2 separate regions of the Homo sapiens genome follow, and region 1 is linked to region 2. Evidence: chromatin loops called from intact Hi-C (ENCODE). Cell type or tissue: A673. All regions are shown on one strand. Each heading gives the region's core, and the rest is flanking DNA. Links, peaks and the distances in the headings are about the cores only. Region 1 has its middle 90 kb from the start of MIR4289. Region 2 has its middle 8.9 kb from the start of LINC02843.

The links. Peaks named below come from ENCODE experiments on the same cell type or tissue, not always from the same donor. Only the 100,000 strongest peaks of a DNase experiment are listed, where the experiment ranks them.
Region 1: a loop joins it to region 2, with 2.5 times the contacts of the local background. A loop is called at or near these places in 1 of 110 quality-filtered maps.

The regions. Positions count from the first base shown.
Region 1 is chr9:88,834,450-88,837,376 of GRCh38, reverse strand. No RefSeq gene overlaps it. Among named protein-coding and RNA genes, the nearest start is that of MIR4289, 90 kb to the right of the region's middle. In A673, for the core only: no CTCF peak of the experiment used is centred there; DNase peaks (open chromatin) are centred at 1,426 and 2,136; H3K27ac peaks cover 2,184 bases.
Region 2 is chr9:88,659,606-88,662,532 of GRCh38, reverse strand. No RefSeq gene overlaps it. Among named protein-coding and RNA genes, the nearest start is that of LINC02843, 8.9 kb to the right of the region's middle. In A673, for the core only: CTCF peaks have their summits at 574 and 1,754 (motif pointing left); DNase peaks (open chromatin) are centred at 562 and 1,742.

The DNA of each region.
Region 1 (2,927 bases), core at 232-2,731, 170 kb before region 2:
TTATATATAGAATTGCATTATGTATAGAAATATATTTTTTATATATAAAATATGTTTATTATATATTTGTTATATATATAATTCTATAGTCTAAAGGCTTCAACATTTTTTCAGTTCAAATTAGGTATAGAAACTTTCCTTTATTTAGCATATTTTTTATCCTTTCCAGTTTATGATTATATCAATTATTTTCTCAACATACATTGAGAACAATATCAGAGTGTCAGAATTTTTGCTCCAATATCACACATAATTTGGAAAACTCAAGAGGAGGAGGAAATTCTATTGTATTCACCATATTTTTACTCTCCCCATTCACCTTTTTTTTAATGTTTCAAGATTTCTTATTTTTATCATATCCTTTATATTGAAAGAATGTCCGTTACCCATACTTTTAGGGTAGGAGTATTGGTAAAAATTTTGCTTAGTTTTTACTTCATCTGAGAATGATGATTTCTGAAATTCATCTGAGAATGATTGATTTTCCTTTCATCCCCATAAAATATTTTCATTGGATACTGAATGCTTATTGGTAGGGTTTCTTTTCCCAGTACTTTAAAGAAAATTTAAGCCACTTACTTCTGGTCTCCATGGTTTCTGATGAGATATTATCTTTCATTTAAGTGACTTTTCCTCTATAGGTTAAGGTGTCATTCTCTCACACTGCTTTCAAGAATTTTTCTTTGTTTAGGTTCCAGAAATTTGACTACAATGTGTCTTGGTATGGATTTTTTAGATTTGTTCTATTTGGATTTGCACAATAATTTCCACTCTTTCATTTTTAATAAACAATTAAAGAGCATTTTCTGACTTGTGGGGGTATCTTCTCTTCTGCAGTGAACTTTATGTCTCAATTATGAAGTAAACCATATTGGGAATTTGGAAATTCAAAATTTTAAAGCAAATGCAAGTCTCAGAAAAGGGCTATGCTTGTGAGGGAAGATATAAGGCTGAACAAGTGGTCACCATGAAGAGATTTGGGTGAGTTTTGCCATGAGCGCCTGTGGAACATGCAGCGGAGAGAAGAGCAGAGCCCTGTTAGGTGGCTCTCCATACCTTCCTCACATTAGTAGCCATGATGCCACTAAAGAGCCCATTACAGGGTGAAGGTTCAAACAATGTTGAATGAATAAAAGTGAAAATGAGTGGTGAAGAATATTCAGTCTTCAGAAAACTTTCCTGACTTTTGGGATTTTCCAAAGAAAATTAATTTCTTCTGGCTTTGCTTTGTCTTATGTTCTCCCATTTATTTTAGAAAGCACCATGTTTCTTCAAAAAAGTTGAGAACTCCTAACATACAAAAAGAAGTGTTAGCTCACTGCCCTAAAAAGTTGGGATGAGGCCAGAGGACACAGATAATTAGTTATCTAGGGACTGGTGGTTTGGGCTGAGAGGCCATAAAAGGAAGGAAAAAAAGCCAAGTTTGGTATTAATATAAAGAGACTATGACGAAAAGGAAGTGGGAAGCAAGCAATTTAGAGATTGAATAATTGGATTTGGGAAACAAAATTTTGCTCGATGAAAAGTAGGCAAATTGCTCAAGTCTCTTTGTACGTTAATGCAGCTCAAGAATGGTTGACATGGGTGTCACATTAGTTTCTGAAATGAAATATAAAATAAAAATTGAAGCCAAACTACAAGTATATTAAAATAAACTTTTAAGACATTTTTATCAGAGTGATATATGGTTAAAGTATCATTATATAAATAAAAAATATTGTCATATAAAAATCCTGCTTAAACAAATATATCATGTTTCCCAGTAATAACCACACTTCAACATTTTTAGCTATTTCTTAGGGTAGTTACATTTACAACTCTAAGTAGTATGCTTACATTTTTGGTTCATTCAATATTTAGATATTATTTAACTTCTGATAATTGAGAAGCTAGCTCTCTCAAACTACATTTCATCTCCCTTTATCTATCTTGAAGTATAGTCATAACACTACTTTAAGTTAGACAGAGGGCACTTACATTACCCTGCTCTTATGCGACTGTGGTTTACCACAATTTCCTCTTCTTTTGAGTCTGGTTTTCTAGAGGTTTTTTTTTTGTTAATTTGACTTCTTATCAAGCAATGTCTTCCTCTTTAATAGTCTTTATTTTACCTCCAAACTTCATTGTTTCAGGTCCTTCCTGGAATCCTTCCTGGTCTTGGCTGGCTGTTCTCCAGGACTGCTCAACAGCTTCTAAAAGCTCACACATTGCTCTATTTGGTGGATTTGATCTAGTATTTCATTTTAGATAAGTGCAACCTTAAGTAACTTCTGAGGAAAGACTGAATAAGAAGTAAACATTTTGAGTTCTTGCATGCCTGAAATGTCTTCACTCTGTAATCATACTTATTTAATATCTGCTGTGGATATTAGAATTCTACACTCCAAATTATTCTTCCACAGAATTTTGAAGGCATTGCTTTATTGCCTTCCTCATGCAGGCTAATGACATTCTTAGTTATGTTCTGTTAAAGGTGATCTGTTTTTCTCTTGGAGTTTTCAAATTTTTTTTTTTTTTTGAGACGGAGTCTTGCTGTGTGGCCCAGGCTGGAGTGCAGTGGCACGATCTCGGCTCACTGCAATCTCCGCTTCCCAGGTTCATGCCATTCTCCTGCCTCAGCCTCCCAAGTAGCTGGGACTACAGGTGCCCGCCACCACGCCTGGCTAATTTTTTTGTATTTTTAGTAGAGATGGGGTTTCACCGTGTTAGCCAGGATGGTCTGGATCTCCTCATGATCCGCCCGCCTCGGCCTCTCCAAGTGCTGGGATTACAGGCGTGAGCCACCGCACCTGGCCTTAGTTTTTATTTTGCAGTTGTGTCCTGAAATTCCATAATTATGTACCTTGGACTGTTTTTGTTTTTTTAAATTTAATTGTGGTAGACTTTTCAAGGATATGTTCAATCTTGAGATGCATGTACTTCCATTT
Region 2 (2,927 bases), core at 236-2,735:
ATTTTGTCAAGGTATAATATACACACAAAAAGTACACAAATCCTGAGTGTACAGCTCAGTGAATTTTCAAATGAAATGCACAATGGAACCAGCACCCTAATCACGAGACAAGACCATCACCCCAGAGCAGCCCCATACCTCTCCCAGTCCCCATCAGTGCCCTCCAAGGGGAGCTAATACCCTGCCTCCTAAACCTATCGGTAAGCTTTGACTTTTAAAAATTTCATATCAATGGGATCATGCAGTTCATACACTTTTGCATTTCTTTCCCTCAAAATAATTTGAGAGATAGATCTATATTTTTCTTCTCAGGGTTAAATATTCTTTTGTATGAAATGGAAATTTCTATTGTTGATGGACTTTGGAGTTGTTTCCAATTTGGGCTATTATGAATAGTGCTGCCATGAAACAGGTATATGCCTCTTAGTAAACATATTTACACACTAATACACCTGGGAGTGAAATAGCATGGTCAGAAGATATGTATATTTCAGCCTTAGGAGATTCTGCTGAAGGCTTTCCAGAGTGGATAAACCAACTTAAACTTGTGCCAGCTCCATGTCCCCACCATGTGGTACTGTTTATCACTTTCATTGGAGCCCATGTGGTAGGTGTGTAGTAGTATTACACTGAGATCTTGATTTTCAGTTTCCCCGGCTAACAAAGTTGAGAAATTTTCATATTTTTATTATTGATTTGAACGCTTTACTTATCGAACTTCCTGTTCAACTGTTTTGACCATCTTTCTATCTCATTGCCTTTTTCCTACTGAGTTCTTTACATATTCTGGATAGAGTCGCTTGTCATATACGTGTGTATTTATACACACACACACACACACACATCACACATCACAGAGCAAACACCTCTCCTGCGCTCTGACTTGTCTTTCCACAAATCATCTTTTGATTAAAAGACATAAAAGACATTCTTAATTGTATATAATCCAATTTTTCTTATACTCTTAAGTATTTTCATTGTATTTCCCTTAATTGTCTTTTATTGTTCTTGTATAACACTCTTGTTGAGATATAAGTCACATACATGCAAATCACCCATTTAAGGTGTACAATTCAATGGGTTTTAGTATGTTCAGTTAGACAACCATCATCACAATCAATTTCTGAAAAATTTCAGCATCCCAAAAAGAAAGCACATACCTGTCATTGTCCCCCAACACCTATCCCCTCAGCCCTAGGCAACTACTAATTTTTCTTTCTCTATAGATTTACCCATTCCCCTTTCTTTTTTCTTTTCTTTTCTTTTTTTTTTTTTTTTTTTTTGGTAGAAGGATGGGGGAGGTGGATCTTTCTTGTTCACATTGGAGGTTTTCCTCAAATGTTTGATGTTTTTATTGCTGTCATTTATGTTTGAGGGAGTCACTAAAAGATTTATGAGAAGTGCTGTATGTGCACCTCACTGTAACAAAACAAGGCAGCATTTTCTTTGAGGTCTCCCAACCAATATCTGTAGCTCCTTTGTCTAAGTGCCCTCATGTGCAAAGCCTCTGTATTTCAACATCTCAAGAATAAATCTCTGGGATCCTAGAGGGCAGGAGACATACAGACACCTGCTGCAGGGGGTGGTGGAGAAAGGGACCCAGGGAACACAGCTGCTTCACAGAGACTTCCCAGGTTTCATGCTGTGTTCAGGCTCACACTCAACCCCACCTGCCAGAGTACCTGCTGTCTTCCATTTGGAGCTTTCAGCGATTCTTCAAGGCAAATGTGCTCACTCTTCATCAATATCACCCCCTGCAGGCACTGGATGCTCATTTCATCTTCTCTGTTAGGTCAGCTACATCCTCCACCCAATTTACATCTTCCAAAATGTTGGTGTCTTTTATCTGCATTTTCTTTTCTTTTGTTCTCTTTGTTCTTGTAGGTAGATCTTGTTTACTTATTTACTCATTCATTTATTTGTTCATTTTAGTAAAGATTTAAACGTAAAACTATACATTTATGTGATCTTAGTAGGTTTTCGAAAAGGAGAGATGGTTAAATGCATTGCAAATAGAGATCTTTTTATTAGTCAACTATTACATTTTTACTACTTTGATTATAATAGATTAATCCGAATTGAATTAATTGGATTTTTCTCACAGTTAGTGAGAATGACATCTTGTCTTATTAGAGTGCTCCTTCTGTAAATTAACCTAATGATATCCTTTGCTGATTTCTCTGTTTCTTGTCTTTTATCCTTGTTGATGTATGAATACTTCATGTATTCTAAATGTTAATCATCTTACTGATTTAGACACTACAAACACCTACCAGTGTTCTTTCTGTTAACGTCATGGAACAGATTTCATGTTCTTCGTGGAAGAAAAATTTTCTAATTTTGATACAGTAAAATTTATTAAATTTTGGCCTTACTCTTCATGCTTTCAGGGCCTTGTTTAAAACACCATCTCACAATCCAAGATTGCTGAAATATTTTATTTTTTCTTTCATTTACTTTACAGTCTTACCTTTTGCATTTAGGTCTATACCCATATTGCTCAAATATGGCACAATATCAGGATGCAGCTTTATTTTACTCAGTTTAGAAAGCCAATTTTTCCATCAACATTTGCTGGATAATCTACCTTTTCTTGTAAAGCTGTGATGTCACCTCATATGTAAAAGATATACATGAACCCTTGGAACTATTATTGGGCCCTCCATTCAGTTTCACTGGTCTCTTTGCATGATCCTTTCTTTGTACCACACTGTTGTTTGGGGGTTTGTTTTATTACTATGTCTTTGTGATATGTCTAAACATTGCGTAAGGTGTTTCTTAACCCACCCCCTTGGCTCTTTGCTCAAAATGGAGAATCTCTATTTCTCCAAATAAATTTTAGAATCACTTTTTTTTTTAAGACAGAGTCTAACTCTGTCACCCAGGCTGGAGTGCAATGGCACGATCTCAGCTCACTGCAACCTCCA